Linked DNA regions of Mus musculus: region 1 is linked to region 2. The links are chromatin loops, found by intact Hi-C in ENCODE. Cell type or tissue: left cerebral cortex. All regions are shown on one strand.

Region 1 (8,000 bases), 82 kb after region 2:
TGCCAAATGATGAGAAGTCTCCTAGCTTGTAAGCATCCAAGCTGGGTCCCAAGCAATGGATTCAGATTCTTTAATTACTCTAACATCATAGGGTAGAGAGACTCTGCCATTCTCTATGCTCCCACTCCTCCTTGATCTGAGAGTGGCAGCCACTGCCCATGCTTAAAACAGCATGACTAAGAACTGCAGAGTAAAAGGTTTTCACAGAAATAGTATTGTGTGACAGTCATGAATCCTAAAGGAGACTTGAGGACTCTGAAGGTAAAGGGCCTTTTGTCCCAGATTAGGCTTTCACCTTCCTATTGTCAGAATAATCACAGCCCAGTTGTCACTTGGATATTAGGAGATTCTCTATCATGTTCCTGAAACAGGATTTCTATTTGAAAATTTAAATTTGGGTTTAAACTTCAGGTATTTTATTTTATTTTATTTTATTTATTTTATTTTATTTTATTTTATTTTATTTTATTTTAATTTTCCTGTCTCCTTTTTGCAATCCTGTCTGTGGAGGGTTTTATTTAAAGAAATGACATTAGGCCTACAAAGAAAATAAGGGCTCATCTATGAAACAATTATAACTAACAGGAGCTCCTCAGATATCATTTAAATTTACCATCAAGCTGCCCTTCAAGGCAAACTTTATTTTCATTATTTTATAGAACTCAAGTTTGAGTCTGAATCAAGGTATAAGATTTGCATAGCCCACCAAATGAAGTCCATGAATGGACAGCTTCTATTTCAGGCCCACCCATGCCCTGTATGCTTTCATTACAGCACTCTCACTTCGGTGATGTTCCCCAACCTTGAGTTTCCTTGTCTCTGTCAGAAAGACCCTTGGACCTCAAATGTTATTATCTAGCTTACGATATCTCTCTTCTCATAACTTGCCTCCCAGTGAAGGCACTTTATTACTGGCTGTATTCTCAAATACATTTTCCTTTTCCAGCCACTACAATTTTCACAAGCAGAGGGGCGTTGTTAACTCGAGTTTTCCTTGCTGGACTTGACATTGCCTGATTGCATTCCACTGACATGCCCTCCTCCCGCTGAGTTGCTGAGATGGTCCCCTATCATTTCTGCATCCCAAGCTGGCAGGGTGTGTGGCTTTGCAGTGTCTTTTTTCCACTCCAAAAAGAATAGGATAGAACAGCTTTATGGATGAAAATCAGAGGCTCATGTAATGGGAAAGCCAGATTACTGCTTTCCTACCAAGGGAAAAGCAAAGCTTACCAACATGAATTTGTCCTCCTGTCTTGTCCCCTCTCTTTCCCTCCCACCTGAAATTCTGACTTTTTATGTGTGTTTTTGTCTTTCTGAGGGGGAAAAAAGATGTATATCTTGATAGAGCATTTCTAAAGTAGAAAGGGAGAACAAATAACAAAGGAACTGTCCATGGTACCCAACGGTCCTATTAGTAAATAATCCATTGACTGCTTGAGTCACAAAACTGCAAACAAGAATGGGTGACTAAAGACTCTTCAGTCATCTATTGGACATTTTGCAATAGATTGGACAATTGAACAGGTTAAAATTAATGGTGTACATCCTTCAAGACTTGCTGGGATTAAATATTCCCCACATTGTGTGATGGCCCAAAGCAAAACACAGCTTGGGAGGAGGAGAGACAACCGAGGTGAAGAGGCATATTCTGAAGCAAAGAACTTAAGGGAGTGAACTTAAAGAATACTGGGAAATGTTTATCTCAAAGTCTTGGAGGAGCAAAGACAGAAAAGGCATGCGGTCTCAGAAATAAGTCTTTCAACCAACAGAACTCTCTCAATTAAGAATGGCTGGCAACTAGAAGCAGGATCATATCCTACATTGTGGTAGGACATGCTTGAATCTATAGATTCAACTCTCTATAGATCAGTTTGCCACTTACAAATGCAAAACAGAGAAATGGTCACCCAACCCATGAAGTCATTCAGGGAATGGAACAAGATGGTATGGAATTCCAATACATGCCCAGATCCCATAAGCACCCAAGAATTATTAAGAGCTCTCTACAGCTCTTTGCTTTGATCAAGTCCAAGCTACAGGATTTATAAAGTATGCAAGGCATTTGTTTCTCCTGCTTCTCCACAGAAGCTTTTATTTTGTCCCTTACTCTTTTCTCCAGGGGGAGAGGGTAAGTGGAAGAAATGATGGCAAAAATCTAAGGAAGTGATCAGGGACTTGCTGGCATTTAATTACTAAGAGATGAAAAGACATAAGAGGTGGGGCTTAGAGAAGTTGCGGGAGTCTTTGGGGAGACGTGGAGCCTCTCTTTATTCATTTTATGCTGATATAAGAGGATTCCTGAGATGGATGACTTAAGGGCATAATTATAACGTATAGAAGTGCAACGCATAAATGTATTTTTCTGGATACTGATAAGCTCCCAGTCAAGGGACCCACATCTAGTGATAGTTTCACTTTCTTTGGTCATAGTAGAAAGCAAAATGATGAGAAAAGCGGGGAATGGGTAGTAGAATCAAACTACAGCTTCAAGCCTCTTTATCATTAGCTAATTATGGGGGGGGGACTTCATGACCTACACACCTGTTTACCTCATCTCCCACTACTGTTGAAGTGGAGGTTAAGTCTGGAGGCATAACACAACCATAGCCCATTAGTACTTTATGCTCAATATATAGCCAGCTATAGATATATGATAGTCATGAATTAGTTCTCAGAATGCAGTTCATTGTGATCCTACTACTGAATCACCCTCTAGTTTACCAGGAGAGCTAAAGTGCTAACGGTTCTGGTTATTTTGTGACACAGGTGGTCTGTGACAGAGATGATCTCATTTAAGATCAGCTGGCTCAGTCCCATGGATAACATGTAGGTGCTAGTGGGAGGCAACTATGAAAAACGCATTTTTTTTTTTCAGAATTTGCTGTGCTAGACAGGGATAGGCTGTGAAATCTCCTTTTAGGCATTCAATTTGTCAACAAAGATTTTGCTCAGGCCCCTCTATGAGAGTCATTGATTTAAACACTTTGTTGCTTTTGTGCAGACCTTATCCTATCTGTCTCAGGGCAGAGCCTGAGCTGAGAGAGAAGGAAAGTGTTAGGAGCTGGCTGCAAGGCTGACTGCGTGCATGTGGGGACTTTTCTGACAGACAGGCATTCAACCCACATTTACTGAGGCCTATCTGGCTCAGCATCATGATAAGCACTGCAAGAAACACAAAGATGAATAAAACATAGTCTCTGTCCTTGAGGATCTCACAGTCTAGTGGATAAGAGAATCAAATAAGGAAATACAAATAACACAAAGTGATGTTTTGAAATAGAGTGGTATAGAGTGTGCTCCTGGAGAAACTGTAACCTTCAGCAGGACGCGTGGGAAGCCAGGGCTCCCTAAACTGGTGCTTAGTAACTGGGAAGCCAGAACCAGGCTGAGAGGCAAGAGTTGGATGAAGACGTTGAAACCAGCCAGAAGCTGAGTGAGGGTGCCAGCAGCAGGGCCGGAGTGAGTCACAGAAATTCAGAGGGTGATGGTCAAAGCATGAGTCGTTGTTTTGGTTTTGGTTAATTTGGTGCATTTTATTTTGTTTTATAAATGTGAAGATCAACCATTTAGACAGTGGTACTTTACTTTGTAAGTCACAAGGTTAGAATCAAACTATGCACTTCAGCTAGACAGTGACAGAACAATGTCAGGAGTCTTGGAACTTTATCTTACATAGTCTGCAGTGAACAGACACTGTTTAAAAACATAGCAACCAGGGTTGTAAATTTTCCAGCATGGATTGTAGCTGCTCTGATTGTTCTGATGTGTCAACTTGTACCATGTTTAGTATTCTGCTCATGCTTAGTCAATGCTGACATTAAAAATGGCACTTAAACAGAGCTCCTGTATGGTACTTGCTATGCTAGTTAATCCCAGTGTGTGTGTGTATGTGTGTGTGTGTGTGTGTGTATCTGTGTACATAAACATGCAAATATGCATATAGAAATGAGAGCTGAATTGCGAGCATCTTTCCCACTCTCACTGAACCAGGGGAGTGCTGATTTGGCTAGACTGGCAGGTCAACATGTCCCAGGGTACCACTTATCTCTCTCTGCCTACCCAGGACAGAGCTTACACATGAATGCCACAGTGCTCAGATTTTGGGGGATGCTGGGGATCCAAACCCAGGTCTTCATGCCCATGCAGCAAAACACTGTACCAAGTGAGCTTTCCCCCCCAACCTGTTCTACTCTAAGCCTTGATCTATGTCCTGATAACCAGGAGGTTGGCTGAATCACTAATCTTTGGGAAGACAGAGAGAAGTACAAAGGGAATTTCTGGGGGCAGAGGAGAGGGCAGGAATGAAGCAGCTTCATTGCATACTTACTTAGAGTTTGACCCACAGAGGTCCTGCTGTTTCCCTCTCTATTTTAGAACTGGCCCTTTTGGACAGGACAACTGTGTTTCCTTCCTAGGAAACAAGATCACATTTCCAGAGGCAAATGGTTTCTTTCTTTCATTTCTCTGGTAGCCTCCATGTATCTAACATTCATTAATAAAGCTCCAATCCCTTGCCACAGGCATTTGGATTTGATTGAAGAGTTCAATATAAATGAATATCTAGAATGAACCATTTAGAAACACACTCCTCCCACAGTTAGGAGAAGTAGCTTCTAAAATGTCTACCTCTGTACAGGTGGTAAAACATGCTTCTGGGAGTCCTGTGGATCTTTTGGACATAGGCTCTGCATGACTTTGAAGGAGTTTTCGGGTCCTGATTCTTGTTTTCTCGTTATGAACAGCTGTCTGGTCATTAATCCAAGGGGTTCTTCTGATATGCATTTCCATTCATTCTCACCTATCACCCCACCAGAGGCCCAAAGCAACAAGGCCACTTCATTATGACTTGAAGACATCAAAGCAATTGGCTAAATAAACTGTTTCTCTTATAAGCTATTGGGCTCAGGTATTTTATTACAGTAAAGGGGTGCTATTTAATATAATCGTCCTTTCCCTACAGTCATTCTCTTTATTTTTTCCACCCAAAATTGTTCAGATACTGTGTTTATTTGGAGATAGAAGAGGAAGATAAAGGGCTCTAGAGCAGCAGTCCTCAACTTGTGGGTCTTGACCCCCTTGGAGGTGGCATGTGAAATATCTTGTATATTAAATACTTACTTTTTATTCATAACTAACAAAATTACAAGTTATAAAGTGGCAATGGAATGATTTTATTCTTATATTTGGGGGTTATCACAACATGAGGAACTGCATTCAAGGGTCATAGCCATAGGAAGGTTGAGAACCACTTCTCTAGAGAATCCAACAATCTCTCTTCCATTTTCCAGATAAAAATGGTCTATAAAGTTATGTCTCATAACCCAGGACAGAACTGTGCTAAAATGGCATCTTTGAATAAATGCTGTTTTGCTGAGATGGAATGGATTTCCTAACAGCCTCCTTGAATAGGAAATCTTTTCTAATTGCGTCAACCATCCCACACCATCTTATTCACATGAGCAATATATCTTACAACATTTCTGGTAATTCTGAAAAAATTGTGATACATGATAGAAGATTAATAGGGAGGAATTCATACCATTTAGAAGCTTATAAACTAAAGAAGCTTTAAGTAAAGACTTGGCTTTGATTCATAAAACTTTGTAATATGTAAGTTAATCATGTAAGACAGGAGGGAAATAGACATTTTTAAATATGACCACTTTTTTTTTATCAGTTTGAGTTGTAGTGATGATGATGAAGGTGAAGATGATGATGAAGGTGCAGATGATGATGATGATGATGATACCCTAGACTGGGTGGTTTAAATGACACACATTTATTTTTCACAATTCTGGAGTTTGGAAAGTCCAAGCTTAAAACACTGGTCAATCAGAGGTCTGAAAATAAAGAATGTTTTACAGCTTGCTAATAAAATTGAAAACCAAGGCCTCTTTTTCCCTCTCGTCCTTTTCTCTCTCTTTCTCCTGTGAACTGGAGTTCCCCATGTTACACAATTCTCCTGCCTCAATCTCCCTAGTGCTGGATTCAGACATGTGTGAGCACAGTCAGCTTCATTTCCTTTCTTGTGAAGGCACTGATCCCGGTCTTGAGAGCTTCATGCTTAGGACTTAAAGATCTATCAAATGTCCCTCCTCCGAAGACCATCACATTCAGGGATCAGGTTTCAATATAGACATTTAGGAGCAGGGCATAACACTCAGCCTGTAGCAGGAGGCAGCAAGAAAGAAGTCAATTAGAAAGTAAGCTGTTCCTCCCAACAAGGATGCCTAGCACAGGTTTTAAGAAAGGCTATGCGAGTAGGATAGTAAGGTTAAATCAGGTGGAACAACATTATGAAGTAACCAGTACCCCGGAGCTCGTGACTCTAGCTGCATGTATCAAAAGATGGCCTAGTCGGCCATCACTGGAAAGAGAGGCCCATTGGACATGCAAACTGTATATGCCCCAGTACAGGGGAACGCCAGGGCCAAAAAATGGGAATGGGTGGGTAGAGGAGTGTGTGTGTGGGGGAGGGTGTGGGGGACTTTTGGGATAGCATTGGAAATGTAATTGAGGAATATATGTAATAAAAAATATTAAAAAAATATCTTTATAAAAAAAAAAGAAAGAAAAGATGCCCCGAATATGACCAGAGACCAGGCCTTATGGAGTTTTCACAACAGCACGGAAGATTTTGACTTTTACTCCATGGAAGTTAACAGAGATGGAAGTCTTGCAAATATTACTCTGTATATTTCCTTTGACCACATGAGAAAGGAAAACAAGGTGACTGCTAGGGAGTACTACAATAATTGTGACAAGGGACTATGTTGGTGAGAAGGAACTGGAGGAGGTGACAGGGTGGTTCATACCCACTTCTGGATGTGAAATGGGTAGATTTCAACGATAGCATAAAAATGTTTTTGTAATAGCTCCAATCCATTCATTTGTAAGTTTCAACCTAACACTTTAAAATGAGTCATTCACCAAGAACAAAGCTTTATTAAAGTCCCAGAGGCTGCAACCACAAAGTGAAGGTACCAGCAGACTTGGTGTCCAATAGATGATGCTCTCAGTGTCCAATATGACACCTAGCTACCTTCTCACAGAGTAAAGGGGATAAGCAGACTTGATGTAAGAGCATAAACTCCATTCATAAAGCTGAACCCTCACAATCAAACCACCTCAATGAATACCTCACTTTTTAATATTATCACACCAGATGTCAGGGTCTAACATATGAAATGGGGCAAGGGAGTCACCAATGTTCAGAACAAAGCAAATTAAAAAGTGTAAGGCACATGTAATTTAAGACCCCATCAAGGAGACTGATGTAGCAGAAATTCAATTATTCTAGGATTAAGACTGGTGGATAGCAAGAGCATATCAGATAGTGTGGACAAAGTAGAAGACAAAAAAATAAAAATCACAGGTTTTGGAGAAAAGGTAGGTTGGGAAGTTTAAGATAAGTAAGTGAGATGGAGTAATGGTTATGCTTGTCAGTTTGATGGGATTTGAGTCACCATGGAAACAAATCTTGAGGCATGTCTGTGAGGAGTTTTCTAGATTAGCTTAATGGAATGAAGACATTCCCTTCGTGTGGGCAGCCCAGTCCTGAATGAACAGGCGGAAGTGCTTGAGCCCCAGCAATCATCTTCCTCAACATCTTGACTAGAAGTGCTGTGTACTGGGGTCCTCAGGTTTCTGTATTTGTGATTACCCGACCATGAAGGACCCCCTCAAACCTTGTAAAATAACTCCTTCCTTCCTTAAGCTGCATATGTCAGGTGTTTTTGTCCTAGCAACACAAAGTAATTAATATGGATGGGTACACAGAAGTTATGGCTCTAAGGATTCTTGTTAGATGCATCTTGATTTCTCACGACCCAGATTCATTTTCTTTTCAAAAACATACCAAGGATACTCTCAAAAAGTGGTTGTCTGCCACAGCACTGATGACAGGTGATTGGCTGGCTTCTTCTGGTATGTTTTTAACAGGCTAATTCATTAGATCCTGATAGCTTCTTCTTCTAGGCCTAAGTTTTGGTTTTGGAACA
Region 2 (8,000 bases):
TTTGGAGTGATAACTAGCTAATATTACATAGGACAAGAATTGATATAAGCTCAGCACAGTCCCAGATAGTTCATGTTTGTAGCTCTAGCAGCCTATACGAAGTATAGATCTGAAAATAATGTAATATATTTGAGAAAAGCCTTGTTCGTCATGCACTGTGGATCCCCTCAATGATAAAACATGCAGGAGAAGGACAGCTAGTTTAGAGACGTCCACTGTAGTAGGAATGAATTGAGTCCAAACTCTGCCATGTGCCTTTTACTGACATCTGAGTCCATGATCAGCCATATGTATTACAGTTGCTCCAAATATTATATTGGGACTGAAGAATTTCATTTACTTAATAAAGCTAGAGATGTCATGAAATAATACCACAGTCCAGTATCTGTGTTTGTGGTTGGGCTAATATAAGTAGACCTGGTGTCTTGACCATTGAAGGGAGGATAGCATTTCCTTCTCTCCAGCTCCAGTTCTGCATCTGTTAAATGGATTTACTGAAGAAAAAAAATTACCTTAAAGATTGTAAAATAGCTTCCCAATGTGTAACTGGTAGTCAATAAATCTCATATTGTTAAAGTGTCAAGCTGGCATGCTCTAATGTATTTCTATGAGCATTGTCCCCACCATTAGGGTGATGAAGACCCCCACAATCCCTTCTACTACAACCTCTTTTCTCACAGAGCTCCCACCTCCTTCTTTGCCCCTTGCAACTGCTGCTCAGTTTTATGTCTCTCAAGTGTCACTTGCATGTTTTCTGGCTTCTTCCTTTCACCATGATTATGAGATACATTCATATCATCGCAGCTCCCTACAGTTCCTACTTTTTCACAACTAAAGTCAAATTTTTATTTCTTGTTTTAATTTTGTTTGCATGATTGTTCATTTTTTTAGAGATAATTCTCTTCATGTCGCAGTAAAATAAAGGAACAAAACAAACTGAAACCACAAAGATTTTTCTCTTACATTTTCTTCTGGAAGTTATTTGGTTTTAGATTCTACAATGTAGGTCTGGGTGTGAGCCCATTGTATTGTTGTTAAAGGAAGTCACAGAAACTTATAAAATGGTCCATATTATTGACCATTTTATCCATTTTGTCAACTTTTCCCTCTATGCTGCATACTTTTCTCTCTAGGTCTCAGGTTGAATTCATCTGCTATCTCTTTTGTATCTTATTTGAGGACATTGATTATTTTACAATTCAATTATTATTAAAATCTTTACCTAGGAATATATCTATTTCAGTATCCTCAAATTTGGGAGTTGAAAAATTATAATTTCTTGTGGAAGTCATGTTGCCCTTTCATGTTTCTCTGTGTTATAACTCGTACATCTATTAGTTTTAATATCACATCTGGCTTTACTGGAGGGACTTTCAGGTAAGTGTAGAAATAGGAAAGAAACGAGATCAAGTAAGTTGGCATGAAAATGAGAAGGGAAACGAAGCTAAATAAGCAAAAGAAAATTGGGACTATGATTGTAGAAGAATGCTACATAAGATCATAAAAAGCAATAAACTAAAAATATTAATATCAGGAGAATGAAATATAAATATTTGAGGCTGTTTTAATAAAATAACTTTGAAATACAGTTGAAAGAAGATAATATGGAAATTCTTCAAGAAGGAAAGAAGGACAAATATGAAAGGAAAGAAAATAAATTTCCCAATAGCAAAAAAAAAAAAACAATTTACAAATAAAATTAGATTAATTTATGAAATGGAACTTAAAACATAGTTTTTGAAAGTATGATAAAGTAAAAAGGCAAAAACTTTGAACAATAGGCAAAAAGAAAAAAGAAATCAGTGAAATATTGGAGTGGCTTTGTTCTGGATCCTTGTAAATTGGAATGTGCCTATTATTTTAATGGTGTGGTAGAGTTGTTGAAGTGGAGAACTTTTGCCTTTCTTATGGTTGATCCTGCTGTTAAAATTGGTTTGGATGTTGAACAAGAGTCTGATGCCCAAGAAAGCTGTGTTCAGTTTTTAGTGTCCCCTCTTTCTGACTGGTGTCAGGACCATAGCCTATTCTTCCTGCATATGCTAGATGTAGGAAGATGTTTCTAATAACTGGAGTTGCCCTGAAAGCAGTGAGTTTTCTGATGACTGATATTAGGATCTATAAAAGAAATTCCTCTCCATGAAGACTGAAAGCAGCATGTTGTTCTCTATTCTAAAAAACTCTAGGGATAAACAGATTTCTGTTTCTTTTCTGCACAAGTATAGCAATCACTTAGATGTGGGGTTTCCTTTCTTTCTTTTTATCCTAAAAGGTATTGATTCCTCTTTTATGCTCACAAGGTAACAAAGCAAGAAGAAAACCTGGCATCTCTGCTTGCATTTTGTGTCCCCTTTATTTGGGGTCAGAATGCTGCTTGTCACTTCATAGGTCAGGTTCATCACTCAAGGAGTATATGCCTAACCTACCTCGTTCTGCTTCAGGTTGAAGGTGCAGAGATAACTAAGTCTCAAACCTGCAGCTACAGGGAGTAGTAGCAAAACCTGGATAGACAGACCAACCTTCAGAGAAGGGTAACTTTCCATGATGATGAAGCTGCTTTGTGGGGCAGAAATAGTGGCCTTTCAGGATCCAGATTGCTCCTCTCAAATGATGAAAACAACAAATTCTCAGAAGATATTGAAGAACCAGAACTGAGACACTCATTACCAGACCACACCCTAACCAGCTTGGCCCCATCCCAGCTCCTTCTCAGCTTAAACCTAATGTCTATGCCAGCTGCCCAAGATAAACTTGGATTCACTGGGCCTCTCCATTTGACGGTCTTCTGGATGCATTGATTTAATCTCCTCTCTCTTTGGTTCAGCATTTCCTGTCTTTGTAATTGGCAAATTGGCACAAGTGACTGAGCTTAGTTTGGCTGGGACTGCCAGAGCCAAGGATTTAGCTCTAAAACTTGGATTTTAAGGGCAGTGACTTGGGAGAAAAGGTAATTCTGAGCTCTGAGGTGTGTCCTTAGTGCAGTAGTCAGGATGCTAGTCCCATATTTCTGAGCTCTGCCATACATTTAATGGCTCTATTGGTATTTATTGGCCATTCATTCTGTACAGGTACTATGTTAAGATGATAGGATAATAAAAGACAGCGGGTAAAGTCAGATGCAATGAAAATGTCTACAGGTATTGACTGCCAACCTGATCAACTTGACATCTGCACATAATATCACCTTTCTGCGCATACTCCCTAAGCAAGATGCAGTTTCATATATACAAAATTGCTTACTAAGGACTTAGCCTCAAAATTTTATGATAAAATTAGAAACAAGGCTAACACACGAAACAGCGACATTCTGTTATTTTAAAACTTTAAAAACTACACTATCACATGGAAAAGTCCCAGAGCCAGTTCATGGTTGTCAAGTGGATTCTGCAGGAAATTAATTTTGTGAGGCTAAATGTCAATGTGTCTAGGGTGATCAGAGGAAACTCAGTGGGGAACATAAGTCTTGAGCTTATGGGAAGTCTCAGAATCTCATCCTCAGAGGATGACAATTTCAAAAGCTTCCAAGTCTTCCTTGGGAACATCCTACTCTCCAGATAGCGAACTATTGGAGAAGGGATGGCATTTTCCCTCATGTTTCGTAGGACATGCTGGAGTTTAAAATAGGAGTCTCCAAGATGGTCTGTGGGTGATGTGAACAGCAACGTAAGCAGCCCTGTTATTATTAGACACAGATCGTTTTAGGTTAGTGGATATGACTGTTCTCTAAAAATGCAAAGTCTGAGTCACTATATAGGCCTCTAATTTAAAGTGGTTGCCCTTTACCAAAATATAGTCTAGCAATTCTCTGATTATGCCAAGGACCCTCTCCTACTTAAAGCTCACTTGTAAGCCAAAAAGAGAAAGTTGTCTCTTTGTCTTTGAATAGGGCAAGTGTCTGTGTGATTCATTTCCAGGAAAAGTTAAGGTAAATCAAGATCAAAGCTACCTGTCTAGTGATATTAAATGGATCCCCTTCTACAAGGGAAGAATTATATAAGCTCTTCACCTAATACCATCTAGGAGCTGAGAGACATACTGCTTTTTCCAAAATAAAAATCTCCATTGCCAATCAGATGGTATGATGCCTGGAATCATGCCATCGCTGACTCATTTCTTTCATTTTCTCTCTCCCTAGGTTCTTTGAGGTCCAAACAAACAAATCATACTGAACAGCTATAGAGAAGTTGGCCATGTATGTACTGTTGATTTGGAGAGGGAAAGTAGAAGCCAGCATGACAGTAATATGCTACAGGCCAAGGAATCATTGATTCTCTTAGACTATACCTATTTGTGAAACATCATACCAACTTAGTCTAAGAAGAGAAAAATCTAGTGTCCAGCACAGCTCTCAATCCTGAGTTTTGCTAGGCCCTCCAAGAGGAATAAATTATAGTCATTCTCTAGAAAGGCAGTGGGAAGTGCAGGTTCAGGTTCCTCTAGGAACTCCTATCTCTGAGCACTCCTTGGGCTTTCTGTAGATAGCTCCTCCTATGTTGCTTCTTGTGGCTTCACTCAGCAGTGGCTTCTCTTGGATATTCAGGGAGTTTAGCATTCCTATGCCAATTTATCTATTAATATCTATGTATACATCCTCCAAAGACCAGGGCTTATGCATCCTTCGTCATCCTTGATCATCCCACTAACTAATAGCTATCAGGGAAGTCATTCAGACTAATACCTTCCTTGTCAGTTAAATGCCTTCACAAAGCTTAAAGGAAAGAGAGACATGGAAAAATAACAATAAACAAAAAAACAGTATATACTTGTAAGTGGATAAAGCAAAATATCAGGAAATAATTTTCCTATCAAATGAAATCATGGAAATTTTCATATAAGTGTTCTTAAAGTCTTCAATGATGTAATGGTAATCTCCTTTATACCATGAACAATGACTTATGTGTCAACAATGATGGCAACCTCCAGTGTCTCAGACAGGGGAATGTGGGACCCAAGAACTGGCTGTGACTTTCTGAAGATGGGTCAGAGATTCAGTTACATGGTAAGGAGCTGATGGAGGCAGCCATAACACAGGAAGAAAATAGTAAAAGAGTTTCCAACTAGCTGGGGAAGTATAGCTTCAAGTGATCCAGGCACCCTTTTACTCCTGGAAGACTACAAGATTAATAGGTTGTCAGAGGTGTTCAAGAGAAACAGCACAGAGAATCTGGTAAGAATTAAAGGGTTAAGATATCTGAGACAAACAAGCAGGTTGACTAAGTATGGATACATAATCCAAAAATGAGTTCTCATTCAGTATAGGCAAATGGGTGAAAGTGAATGAAGAGATCAAAGTAGAAGACTTGTCTATACAGGTATATAAAGGAAAATGAAAAAAAACTTATGTCTTTTAGATTAACTTGTTCCTAAAAATTGTTCTTGAAGAGAGTCTGGTTTTCATGGAAGGAACTCTCAAGGAACAAGACAGAGACTCGATTGCTTCCAAGGCTACCTATGAGTAATGTAGTCCTGAACACTGCCAATAAGTTCAGGTAAGGGTCTCATTGTTATGCAGCCTCTCTCAGAATTCAACCAGACTTCACCTGAGCTAGACCTGAAGAGCATCTTTGGAATGGAGAATATGAACAGCCATGAAACGAACTGACCTTCTACTGAGCCTGAAGCAATGATAGAGTTCAGAGAATTGTATCAGCCGCCTTTCCAAAAACTGACAGATCGCTGCAGTGACTTCTTGCTGCACTGAGATGACCAGATGGCAAGCTCATCACCAAACATCCAAAGATGGGTTGTTGGCAGCATTGACAATTTGAGTGGTTTGAAGCAAAAAGAACAATTGGGGATTTCACCACTGGGGTCCAGTTTGTTAGTTTGGTTTCCAATACTTAAGCTTTAGAAGATATGGTTAGAGAAGTAACTGTGGTTAGAGAAGTAACTGATCATTACAGAACACAAGGGTTGATAGAAATCGTCCATCAGGTGCCAGGTGCTAGATAATGTTTAGGGAAGCATCTTTGACTTACAATGTGTGTGGACTGAGTTAATTAACACTGTGAACTAGTATACAGACTGCCTTCTGTAGTGCCTTCCTGGGCCACCCTTCTCTTCTCCAAACTTGTTTTGGCTTAAGGACTTGGGTCTTCATGAGTAGCCCCCTCCCCTTAGGCTAAGTTCATCTAGAGCAGGTGGGAAGAAGCAAAGAGACAGAAGCCTTTGCTCCGGGTCCTTTCCTGAGCTAGATGTCTGACTCGTGTGCTTGATCAGAATTCTCACGTTCTGTCAGAAAGAACATTTTTCAAGTTCTGTCGCGTTCGCTCTCGACCAGCAAGAACGACACGACCACCAGTCCTTCTAACAGCAGTTTATTCAGCAAACTTCAGTCTTCCTCTCTCTTCTTTCTCTTCATCTATATCTTCCTAATAATAATCCTCTCTTGAATAATAACCCTCTTTCTAACCCGGGCCCCTCACTCTTATATACTCTCAGCCCTCATCCACTCACAGCAGGCCACGTCACCTCACCAGGTACGCAGCTTCAGCTAATCAGGGCAGCAGGGGCATATCTCCACCAAAATGGATTCGCCAGTATCCTGGTACACCTGCGCAGCTCTCATGATGGTTGTGGCTTATATTCAGGTGAGGAAGTCAGGTGCAAGTCATAAGACTTAGCTGCAGTCCCTGGCGCCTTCTTGGGACTGCCGCCACACCCGCTCCTCACAAAGTTCCAAGCTCTTCATCCTCCTCCAACCACCCCAAACTCTTTAAGAATATCTGAGCTCTTATTTTTCCCTTCAGATTGCTAGACATTGCCATTGATGTTAAAAGATACTGCCCTCATCTTCATAAATAGTCCTTACCTACAGTTCTCCTTGTCTATTGTCAAGAGTCATCTCCTTTTTAGCTTTCAGCACAGATACAACCACCATAGACCCATTCTCCAGCTTACTCCATTCCTGCTTGTTGGGCACAGTCTTGCCCCCCAAGGAGTGGTTATCAAGGACAAAGGCTCAGTACAAACCACTCATACCAAGTAGGTGTACATCTTTTCTTCAAATTAATCTATTCTTTCATATATTACATCCTGACTGTAGTTTCCCCTCCATTTTCTCTTCTCAGTTCCTCCCCCCACAGTCTCCTGCTCCTCATCCACTCTTCCTCCTTTCCATAAAGGGGCAGGCTTCCCAGGGATATCAAACAATAGGATACCAACAAACAATCAAGTTGCAAATAGACTAAGCACCTACCCTCATATGAAAGCTGAGCTAGGCAACCCAGTATGAGGACAAGGGTCCCAAAAGCAGGCAAAAGCATCCAAAATAGCCCCTGCATCCTCTGTTAGGAGTTCCAGAAAAAACACCAAGATACACAACTATTATATATATATATATATATATATAGCCTAGGTTATATACTATATATATATATACATATACATATATATATACAGCCTAGGTTAGCACACAGACTCTGGAATTGTTGGTTTGGTCTCACTAAGACCCTGAGTCCAGCTTTGGTTCTCTGAGTTTCTTATGGTGTTCTTGACCCCTCAGGGACCTACAGCCCTTCCTCCTCTTCTTCTGCAGGAGTCACAGAGTTCCACCTAATGTTTGTGGGCCTCTGAATCTGTATCCATCGGTTGCTGGATGGAGCCTCTCTGGTGGTGTTTATGTCAGGCTCCTGTCTACAAGTACAGATGCACACTGTTTTAAATTAACTAGTTTAACACTCATATCTTACTGACAAAGATGACCACTGTTCATTGCATTGCCTTCCAGTAATCCGTGAAACACTTTCCCCAGCCATAGCCTCTCTAATTATTACTCACCTACCTCACAGAGCTGCAGGTAGGACAACTGACTGCAGTGACCTGCAGTCCAAGGTTACCAGTTGAGAAGTGTTAGAAACAAAATTTAAATCCCAGACCTCTGACTCCAAGTTCAGGGCCCTTTCTCCCAAAACATGCCTCAGGATAGCACTGTCATTACACAGCTGACAGTCACCACTCTGATGGGACTCTAGGGAGTTGACAGTTGCTGTATTACATTGATT

Evidence for each region. Hi-C counts contacts between places; a loop is a spot of excess contacts. Peaks named below come from ENCODE experiments on the same cell type or tissue, not always from the same donor. Only the 100,000 strongest peaks of a DNase experiment are listed, where the experiment ranks them.
Region 1: it touches region 2 in a loop (2.2-fold over the local background); 2 of 42 quality-filtered maps call a loop at or near these places.

Annotation. Positions count from the first base shown.
Region 1 is chr14:71,886,959-71,894,958 of GRCm38, reverse strand. The region is part of intron 3 of 4930434J06Rik (RIKEN cDNA 4930434J06 gene); the gene reads right to left. Among named protein-coding and RNA genes, the nearest start is that of 4930434J06Rik, 34 kb to the right of the region's middle. In left cerebral cortex, no CTCF peak of the experiment used is centred here; DNase peaks (open chromatin) are centred at 3,149 and 3,341; H3K27ac peaks cover 916 bases.
Region 2 is chr14:71,968,822-71,976,821 of GRCm38, reverse strand. No RefSeq gene overlaps it. Among named protein-coding and RNA genes, the nearest start is that of Gm35079, 70 kb to the left of the region's middle. In left cerebral cortex, no CTCF peak of the experiment used is centred here; DNase peaks (open chromatin) are centred at 2,683, 3,624, 4,060 and 4,383; H3K27ac peaks cover 2,061 bases.